2 separate regions of the Homo sapiens genome follow, and region 2 is linked to region 1. A link is an interaction called in ENCODE POLR2A ChIA-PET data of the cell type or tissue named here. Cell type or tissue: endothelial cell of umbilical vein. All regions are shown on one strand. Each heading gives the region's core, and the rest is flanking DNA. Links, peaks and the distances in the headings are about the cores only. Region 1 has its middle 64 kb from the start of STEAP1B-AS1. Region 2 has its middle 40 kb from the start of IL6.

Region 1 (5,390 bases), core at 137-5,136:
GGACACCAGGATCGGGTCACCTAGAGGCCTGTGTGACTTCAGCCGCAGGAGGGATGAACATGTGATGGCAGGAGCAGCAGAGATGTGTTGCCCTTGATTCCCGCACTCTGGGGCAGCCTGACTCAGCGACAGTATGCAGGTGGGTGAGCGCCTCCTTCCTTACTCAAAGCCTCAGGCACCTGCCATTCTGTTCTCCCCTAATAGCCCTGGGTCCTGTCTGAGCCAGGGGTGATAGTATTTGGCCTCAATGAGTGTTCAATGACTGCCAGAAAGAAGAGCTCAGTTCTCCACCAGCCTGCCCCCATGGATCCCCAGCAGGCCACCTCACCAGGCAGTGGGACGCAGACTAATTGTGTTTGTCTCCCACTCAGACAACTGTTCAGGCCCATTTTGAAATCATGCATTACATATTTCTAGAGACATTTGTAAGTGCAGCAAATACATTTAAATGTTTTGTTGTTGGCTGGTTAAGAAAGAGAAAAAAAATTAAAAATGAGCATAGGGACCAGGATCTCCACCAAGCTCTTTACTGGAGTTGGTCTTCACCTTGAAACCTTCATTGCAGAGGCACTGGTATCCGACAGTGACCTTCATCCCCTTACCTTGGGCCTTTTCTACTGCAAATGTGGTCCCTTGTACCCATCAGTTCTTCTCCAACTCTTTTCCTTCCACACTTCCTCTAGGCTGCTAGCCCTGTGCATTTACCTGTCCAGAATACTGTTCCATAAAGCTCTTCACATAGAGAGATGTGACACCCATATGGAGGTCTCTTGTTCAAATGAGTGCAAATGTATTCATTTCACAGATGGCTTGGGCTACGCTAATATATTAGTATCCTACTGCCACTGTAACAAATTAGTACAAATTTAGCAGCATTAACAAAACACAGATGTATTGTCTTATGGTTCTGGAGGTCAAAAGTCCAAAATCAGTTTCACTGGGCTAAAGTCAAGGTGTTGGCAGGGCTGTATTCCCTCTGGAGGCTCCAGGGGAGAATCCATTTCCTTGCTTTCTGGCTTCTAGAAATCACTTGCATTCCTTGGCTCAAAGCCCCTCCCTCCATTTTCTAAGCCAGTAATGTAACACCTTCAAACCTCTCTCTGACACTCTGCTTCTAGCAACACATCTCTCACTTGGACCCTTTTACCTCCTTCTTAGAAGGACCCTTCTAATTACATTTGGCCTGCCTAGATAATACAGATAATATTATAATTTACTATCAATTGTAATCTCACCATCTCAAGATCCTCAATCACATCTGCAAAGTCCCTTCTGCCACATAAAGTAATATATTCACAAGTTCCAGCAAGTAGGAACTGAACATTATCTTTGGGGGCTGTTATTCTGCCCAACGCAACTAATGTTCGGACTAGATAGTAACTGTAAAATAAGGGTTTTTATTATTTTGCTTGGAATCTATTTTTAAATGGTGACAAGTCCAGCTGATTTTTAAAGCTATACCCTAAACAATCATTTTCACTCAGCCTCACAATCTTCCTGTCATAGTTGCTTGGTAACTTAAATGTCTTTTGCTTTTGCTTGTTTTAACAGAACTATTCTTTCCAGTTTCTAAGCTATAACCCTCTCCTCTGCTGCCGCTATTATAAGCTGAACTGTTTTCCTATATTTTTCTTTTTTACAAATTTTGGGGACAAAATTCATTAAGAATTTAACTACTTGGATGAAATAAGAGTGAGAATTTAAAAAAATAGTTATACACTGCATAATGATGTTTTGGTCAATGATAGGCTGCATATATGACAGTAGCCCCATAAGTTTATAATACCATATTTTTACTGTACCTTTTCTATGTTTTGATACATAAATACTTACCATGGTGTTATAATTGCCTATAGTATTCAGTACAGTCACATGCTGAATGGGTTCGTAGCCTAGGAGCAATAGGCTATACCACATAACCTAGGTGTGTGTAGTAGGCTATATACCCTTTAGGTTTGTGTAAGTACACTCTATGATGTTTGCACAATGACAAAATCATCTAACAATGCATTTACCAGAATGTATCCCCATTGTTGTTAAGTGATGCATGACTGTATAATCATTGGTGAAAGACCACTGCTTAATAAAATCTATCAAAGTATGTATATTTGCCAATATGTTTTGATGTAGCCATTTTTTATCATGAGTAAAATAATATAGGAGCTTAAATTTTTTTCAGTATAATGAAGGATGCAATAATATCCTTACAAAGATAAAAGCTAACTTGATACTTTAACATTTTTCAAATAAATTAGAATTTTATAATTTTCAGCCCAACCTGTAACTTTAGATCAGCTTCAACAAAGTTAAGTGACACATCCATCTTTTTTTAAAAAATTTTATTTTGTAGAGGTGGGGTTCTATTATGTTGCCCAGGCTGATCTCAAACTCCTGGGCTCAAGTCATCCTCCTGCCTCGGCCTCCCAAAGTGCTGGGATTATAGGCATGAGCCACTGTACCTGGCCATCCATTTTTTAACTCCATAAAGAAATAATCTCTATATGATAAAATATAAATACCTGTTTTAATAAGTAAAAGGGATTATTTGAAGTGAGACATATCCTTTTATAGAGTATCTTACCTATTTTTAGAAGTGAGATGCAAGGTCTTCCATTTACTGTAAATAGTGATGTCCACATGAAAAGTCTGGCTATTTGTACACTGGGGGAGAGAAGGGAAATTCCTACAAGAGTTGCTTTTCCAAAATTGAGTAGTGACATAAAATTATCTTCAGTTTGTAAATTACTGTTGATTATGTTTTTAGTTTAAATATCTCTTTTTCCTTGTCATAAATCACTTTGGTGTTTTCCTTGGAATTTGAATTAATCTAAGCTGAAGTGTTATCGGAACATTTGGCAGAAATTCAGGAAATGGCCCTTGAGCATTTTGGTATGTGTAAATCCAAGAGGGTTATGGTGAGATAGAATATTTGGGGCATGTGGGCAGAATAGTTTAGTGGTTTTTCAGCTGTCTTAAAACAGTGTCTGGAATCTTTGCAGAAATTTAAACGTGTCAATTTTAAGCAGATATAATCTTCATATGGCTTGCCTTCTTTTTTGTCACTTTCACCCCTACAAATACACCCATACTCCATAGACTGTCATCTGAAGACAGCAAGGAATGAATGAGATGCTACTTTATTTCTTCCAGAGTACATTGCCAAAGATCATATCATTGGTCTGGCATTTAGGATGGAAAGAGAGTTGTTCCTTAAGAAAATTATGATAAGACCTTAGTCAGTGCACATTTGAGAAAGTATCTACACATCTCAGAGAAGCTTTTTTTCCAATTATGTTATTTTGCTAACTAATTATTATATAGACTCAGGGAAGATATGACAAAATAAGGAGGGAGGTGTAACCTCTGCAGAATGGGAATTCAGTCCCTTCCCTTTGTCCTGGATCTGAGGCGGTGGTGAAAAACAGTAAGAGCCCATTCAACTAATTGCCAGTACTATTTTTCACTCTCTCATTCATTCAGCTATTCAGATTGGAGAATGGAGGTATAAGAGGTCTTTTAAACTATTTGGAAAGAAAAAAGTTAGATCTTTATATTCAGGCTCTATCTAGATGAATAAATGATTTGCAAAAAGATGACAACAAAACTCCAGAAGAATGAGTATTTTTATCATCATGAGATAGGAAAGGCCTTTCTAAGCACAGTGTAAAACCTAGAAATCCTAAAAGACCAACATATTTGACCACATGAAAATTTAAAATATTTACATGACAGAATATACTCTGAACAAAGTTAAAGAACAAGTGAGAAAGATGGGGAAAAATTTGCAACATACATAGCAGATCAAAGGCTTATACAGAAAAAAATAAGGAAAAAGAAAAACTCAAAGAAGAAACACTAATTAGCAATAAACCTGCTAATATCAATAATACAAATTAGGCCGAGTGTGGTGGCTCATGCCTGTAATCCCAGCACTTTGGGAGCCCAAGGCCGGCAGATTACTTGAGGTCAGGAGTTTGAGACCAGCCTGGTCAATGTGGTGAAACCCGTATCTACAAAAATACGAAAATTACCTGGGTATGGTGGTGGTGTGTGTGTAATCCCAGCTTCTTGGGAGGCTGAGGCAGGAGAATCACTTGAACTCAGGAGGCCGAGGTTGCAGTGAGCTGAGATGGCACAGTGGCACTCCAGCCTGTGCAACAGAGTAAGACTCCATCTCAAAAAAAAAAAAAAAATTAAAATACCCACTCTATATGATATAGGTATGCATATATGCAGATATACTATTTGGTAAATCAGATTTGACAAAACTAAATAATCTCATAATGTTGAATGTCTGGTATTAGTGAGAATAGGAGACAACGTAAAACCTAATTGAAGGGAGTATAACTTGTTATAACCTTTTCGGAGTGTGATTTCTTAGTGCCGATAAAGGTAATAATGTGCTTTTCTTCTACCCAGCAATTCTACTTCTACCAATAGATGAGAATTTGACAAGGATGCTGCAGAGGAATTCTCACATCAGGCAAGGAGTCCAACCTGCTCATGTTTATTGTCCTGCAGTGCTGAGAATCTCTAAGGCTAGTATGGAGAGTAACGTCTATTTTCTGGTTGCGAGGCAAATCCCTTCTCCTGTAATACTTGGTTTGGTTCTGTACAACTGAAGTGAATTTTTAGTGACAAGCCCATCAACAGTGAATTTGCTCAGAGGCTCACTGTCTACTTTAGTCCTCAGTTGTCAGGATCCCATGTGGCTATGGAATAGGATGCAACTTGCAGTGGAAAAATCATGTCTCCAGTATGCTAGGATTGAGGCAGCACCTCTCTGCCTCTGCTGACAGGGGAGAGACCAAAGGAAGCTTAGCAATTCCCAGGGAAGTGATGTTATCTTGTCTGTGTGGTTTGGTTCATGCCAAGATGCCTTTGGATAACTTTATAAATAGCAGGTTATACTGAATACTAAATGCAATGCGAGCTAGGAGAAGAAAGTACCTGCCTTTAAGTCTACCTTTATTCTATAATAAACAAGGTAATTTACCTTAGGGCTTTGTGTTACTCTCTTAAGGATTAGAATTTTTTGACCAGGCGCAGTGGCTCACACCTGTAATAGTACTTCGGAAGGCTGAGGTGGGAGGATCGCGTGAGGCCAGGAGTTCAAGACCAGCCTGGACAACACAATGGGACACCATCTCTACAAAAAGATTTAAAAAAATAAAAATTAGCTGGGCATGATGGCTTGTGCCTGTAGTCCCAGCTACTTGGGAGGCTGAGGTGGAAAGATCACTTGAGCCTGGGAAGTCAAGGATGCAATGAGCTGTGATTACGTCATTGCATTCCAGCCTGGGCAAAAGAGTGAGACCCTGACTCAAAAAAAAAAAAAAAAAAAAAGAAGTTTTTAATATTCTTGGTTTACTTAGGAGAGTAGTTTGTTT
Region 2 (5,390 bases), core at 243-5,242, 59 kb before region 1:
GATGTCAAAGCGCTGTTCTGACTTATCTCTCCATATGACACCCAAATTATCCTCCTTTGGTGTTGAAATTAGCAATGGAACATTAATTATTTTAACATAATTGGTGGTAGAAATGGACGGTGATGATGTTGTTCTGTCATAACTACAAAACTTTATTTTTTGTCTCTCCTGCTTCCAACCTCCAATCTTCAGCTCCAGCCATTAGGACAAAAGTACCACCTGTTTAAAGGCCTTACAATATAAATTCAACAGAATTTATGAGTGGAGGTCAGGTGTGGTATCTCACACTTGTAATCCCAGCACTTTGGGAAGCCAAGGCGGGCAGATCACTTGAGGTCAGGAGTTCAAGACCAGCCTGGCCAACATGGTGAAACCCTGTCTCTACTGAAAATACAAAAATTAGCCTGGTGTGGTGGCGGGTGCCTGTAATCCCAGCTACTCGGGAGGCTGAGACAGGAGAATTGCTTGAACCTGGAAAGCAGAGGTTGTGGTGAGCTGGAATCGCACCATTGCACTCCAGCCTTGGTGACACAGTGAGACTCCATCTCAAAAACAAACAAACAAAACACAAAATTTATGAGTGAGTGCTGGCATTGTGCCAGAATCTTTTTTCTTATAGAACCCTCAGAGATAGAAAATTCCATTTTTTTTTTTTTTGAGGCAGAGTCTTGCTCTGTCCCCCAGGCTGGAGTGCAGTGGCTCAATCTCGGCTCACTGCAAGCTCTGCCGCCTGGGTTCACGTCATTCTCCTGCCTCAGCCTCCCGAGCAGCTGAGACTACAGGCGCCTGCCACCACGCCCAGCTAATTTTTCATATTTTTAGTAGAGATGGGGTTTCACCGTGTTAGCCAGGATGGTCTTGATCTCTTGACCTCGTGATCCACCCGCCTCGGCCTCCCAAAGTGCTGGGATTACAGGCATGAGCCACTGCACCCGGCCAGAACATTCCATTGTTAAAGCAGCATTCTGTGAAGGTCTGTGAATCCAGCCACCAGAATGTTGATGTGATGTCAGGTAGAACTCATCCAGACTTGCAGAGGAGCCACTATTCCTAACCTCCGAAGGCAACATGAAAGATCATGGGGGATTGAAGAAGCATATGCCGTGGAATTAGAACTTGATATAATTTACTCTGCAGTTAACTTCCACATAATTATCTATAATACATTATTAATGATTTGCAGTAGGGTACTGATACCAAGTTCCTATTCTTCCTTGACTATGGCACTGGTGAACCAAATTCTTGCTCAAAGATAGTTATGAGAATTGCCTCCTTTTCCTCCTGGCTCAAATCTCTTCTTGCATTTCTGTGTTTATGCTGCCCTGTTCTTGTGCTGTGCTAGTCAGGGTTGGGGCAGCCAAGTTCTTGAATGAAAAATCTCATTCTCACCCTTTCGAAGTTTTTTTTAGAGTTTTTGCCAGCTGCATTACTAAAGAGACAGCCTCTCATCAAAGGAGTGTGCAGTAAGCCAAATGTTTGTCCCTTGTTACTGAGAAAGGACTCCTCCTTCTCTCTTTATTTACATGCTTGTTCTGTTCTGTTCTCTTTCCCTCCAGCAATCTGATGCTGTGTTTTGTCTATTCCTTGGCTGGAAAGATGCTTCCTGGTTTCTTCCCCCCTTTTTCTTAAGAACGAATGTTGGCCCCCTATTTATAGAACATGCTCAACAGAAAAAATTTGGAAAACACCAAAAAGCACAAGGGAAAAACTATTCATAATCTTAGTACCTGGAAGTCACCACTATTATTATTTTAGCATGTCTATATTTATCCATTCATTTATCTATCTAATCTTTCTAGGCATTTTAAAATTTATTTTATGAAAGAGCTATCATACCATGCTTCCTATTCTACACATTTTTTTTTTTTTTTTTTTGAGACGGAGTCTCACTCTGTTGCCCAGGCTGGATTGCAGTGGTGCCATCTCAGCTCACTGCAACCTCCGCCTCGGGGGTTCAAACGATTCTCTGGCCTCAGCCTCCCAAGTAGCTGGGATTACAGGTGTGTGCCACCACGCCCTGCTAATTTTTGTATTTTTTAGTAGAGACGAGGTTTCACCATGTTGGCCAGGCTGGTCTTGAACTCCTGACCTCAGGTGATGCGCCAACCTTGGCCTCCCAAAGTGCTGGAATTACAGGCGTGAGCCACCGCGCCCAGCATGTTCTATACATTTTTAAATTTGGCAATATGTTAAATTCATCTCTCCATATTTTGATGTCGAGAACATTTTCTGCAACACTATTTTATTAAGCTTAATAGATTTTATTAGCTCAATTTTATAAATGTAGATTATTTTTATTTTTCTATCATATAATATTGCAGTGAGTATGATTGTACAGACACCGTTGCACTCATTTGACATTTTCTTCAGTATAAATTCCTAGAAGTGAAGTCGTAGGGTCAAAGGGTAGGCACATTTTAAGACTTTGGATGACATTGCCACAGTGCCCTTCTAGAAGGTGGTACCAGATTGCTTTCCCATCAGCAATCAAGGGTCCATTTCTCAGTATTACGGCCAAGACTGGGCACTTAACTTTCAAAAATTTTTGTCAACTTGATAGGTATTAAGTAGTAGCTCAGTGTTTAATATAGCATTTCTTTGCTTATGAGTCTGAATATATTTACATGCGTTTCATGGTCAGATATACTTTTTGGTGATTTGCTTCTTTAAGTTGTTGTGCTTTATCTATTTTGTTTGTCTTTTTCTTATTTTGTTGTGTTGGTAGATAAACTCCACTAACTCTGGGGCAACATGGCAGAAGTGATTATCAGCCTGGAGCCACACTGCCTGGGCCCAAATCCTACTATACCCTTAAGAGCTGTGACCCTGGGTAAGTTACTTAGCCTCTATCAGTGCATAAAACACAAGAAAAAAATCAGTAAAATTAGGTCAAATGTTACTGCTGTCATGTGGCAGCTGTGTTACTGGGGATTAGGCAAATTGTCTATTATTCTGAATTTGGCTTCCTCTTTTGAAAATAAGGATTACAATATCTACAGAAGTTACAAATTTCATTACTTTATGAAATCCAAGAGGAATATGAAGACTGTATACATATACAGTCTTAACTCAGTAGCTCTCAAATTTTAATGTACACAAGAATCCAAGAATCACCTAGAGTGCTTTTAAAAATACAGATTCTTGGGATCTACTTTCAGAAATTCCTATTCAAAGAGGGTGAAATGGGGTCCAGAGATGTATAGTTTAGAAAGAAGAGAACCACAGATAAATAGTGGTTTTTGTATCAGTCAACCATATCTCATAACTATTTGGAATATAGAAATTCTGCTCAGAGCTAATACAACAAGGCACTCCTGTTAGTTGTTCTAAGGCACTATTCTTATACGGAACAGTTCTCCTAGGTTAATCACCAAGCCTATTTAGTTTGTTTAAATTGAGGAAGAAGAAACTGGTGTTCTGGCTGAGTTGGAAAAGCAAATCTTTTATTGAATAAGATGTTGCTGTCAGTATCTATGATGTTGAAGGAATAAATTTTTTTAGTCTTTTGCGAGGACCCACATTTTATTCAAAAGTAATTAAGAGTTTCTCTGATGTTTTGTTCTTTGTTTATTGCTGCTTCAAGTAAGTTCTTATCTGAAATTCTCTCTTTTCCACATGGTTTAAGCCTACAAATTTGGGTAGTTTTAAAAGAAATTAAGTATTTCTTATTATCAGGTTATATTATAAAGTATATAAATCACTACATCTTCAGTTTGGTTGAGAAGACAGGCTTTGCATTTATATCTAGGACATATTTATTCTAGTGGCATTAAGTAGACATGAACTGAGTACCTGTGAAAATGATTGAGTACTTGGTTTTAATTATTTATGTGGTCTTACTTATGTGCTATATTAGACTACAGTTTTCCTGTTAGAGAACTGATCTTCTCATATATGGTAGGTTGGGTTTATCTTCCCTATACCCGTCCCATAGTTTCAAACATCAAATAAAAGTTATCACCATTTCTAAGATTATGGATTTTATTGTAGTTTTTGGAAAGCAGCCCCAAGTACATGCTGGCAGCAGAAGTTTTTTGCCCTGGTGGGGCCTCATGAAAGAGAATTTTCATTTACTTCAAAAGACATCTTTAAAAAATCTCCAAATACAATGTACCTTAATGCATACAAGCTGGAAAGCAGGATGTAGAAGAAGCTGTGAAATCAATCACTAGCATAGTGCCCAGGTGTAGAAGGACTGGAACAACTGAGACTGTTACTGATGAATTGATTCAGATACTATACCAAGTAGATGCCTAGATGGTGCAATTCCAGGTTCCCAAATAATTCTCAGGTCAAGTGTCTTAGAGCCTAAAATTTACCCTTAGAGAAGACTTTTCCTCATTACATGGACCTGTTTCACAATTCCAAGAGATGGTTTAATTAGTCTCTAATTCTTTGGTTTATCAGAAGGATTTCTGCCCAGATAAGACCAACAAGGAGAAAGGTAGTGAAAGATGAAGAGCTGAAGAGAAGAAAGAGCCCCCTGAAAGTATGAGAAGACCATGCGGGGCTTGACAAGTTTCTCCCAGCCAGACTTTTAGGAGTTTCTGTCTCCTCCTCTTGTGTCACTTGACTCTGCTATTCTGTGTCCCCTGAACCAGATGGTCATTTACGAAAGGTTTTCTGAATTCCTAGACGAATTTTTCACAGATTGGTTAAGCTTCTGCTTCCTCTCTGGGCATGTGCAGGTTCTCGTTTTCATCTGGGTCACTTGGAAACTTTGAGGAACATTCTGTGCAGGAAAGCAGGTGTGATGATGATGATGGTGATGATGGTGATGATGATGCTTTTTGAATCACACCCTGTTTGATACAGAAAAACTTGGGGACACTCCACCCACGATGACATGACATTGAATGTAATACCATGGTCAATTGGCCTCCACCCTCATTTCAACTCTACTTCTTTGGTAGGGGCTGGGAAATGACTTCTTTCTGATCATTTGACACTTGGTCAGTTCATTTGTAAGTTTGTTGCCTAAACATCTAGTAAGTACAAAAGTTTTAAAATTTAAAATATTATTTTTCAATAGCCTTACAGTATTATACTTCTGCACTTTACAGCATTAAAATATTTGGACTCCATTTACCCTACTACAGTATAGTTTAGTTGTAAGTTTGCCCTGAGACCAGATAGAAAGTTATTGTCCACATGGGAGGTGGTGGAGACTTGGTGGTGGAGTCAGAGAGAAGTAGATAAATCTGAAAGTTATTTACAAGTTTAAAACCAACAGGATGCCAGGTGCAGTGGCTCATGCCTGTAATCCCAGCACCTTGGGAGGCCAAGGTGGGCAATTGCTTGAGCCCAGGAGTTTAAGACCAACCTGGGCCACATGGCGAAACTCCGTCTCTGCAAAAAAATACAAAACTTAGCTAGGTGTGGTGGTGCGC

The links. Peaks named below come from ENCODE experiments on the same cell type or tissue, not always from the same donor. Only the 100,000 strongest peaks of a DNase experiment are listed, where the experiment ranks them.
Region 2: POLR2A ChIA-PET joins it to region 1 with 5 read pairs; 7 of 35 experiments call an interaction of 5 or more read pairs at or near these places.

What each region holds. Positions count from the first base shown.
Region 1 is chr7:22,624,887-22,630,276 of GRCh38, reverse strand. No RefSeq gene overlaps it. Among named protein-coding and RNA genes, the nearest start is that of STEAP1B-AS1, 64 kb to the right of the region's middle. In endothelial cell of umbilical vein, for the core only: no CTCF peak of the experiment used is centred there; a DNase peak (open chromatin) is centred at 2,866.
Region 2 is chr7:22,684,339-22,689,728 of GRCh38, reverse strand. No RefSeq gene overlaps it. Among named protein-coding and RNA genes, the nearest start is that of IL6, 40 kb to the left of the region's middle. In endothelial cell of umbilical vein, for the core only: no CTCF peak of the experiment used is centred there; no DNase peak of the experiment used is centred there.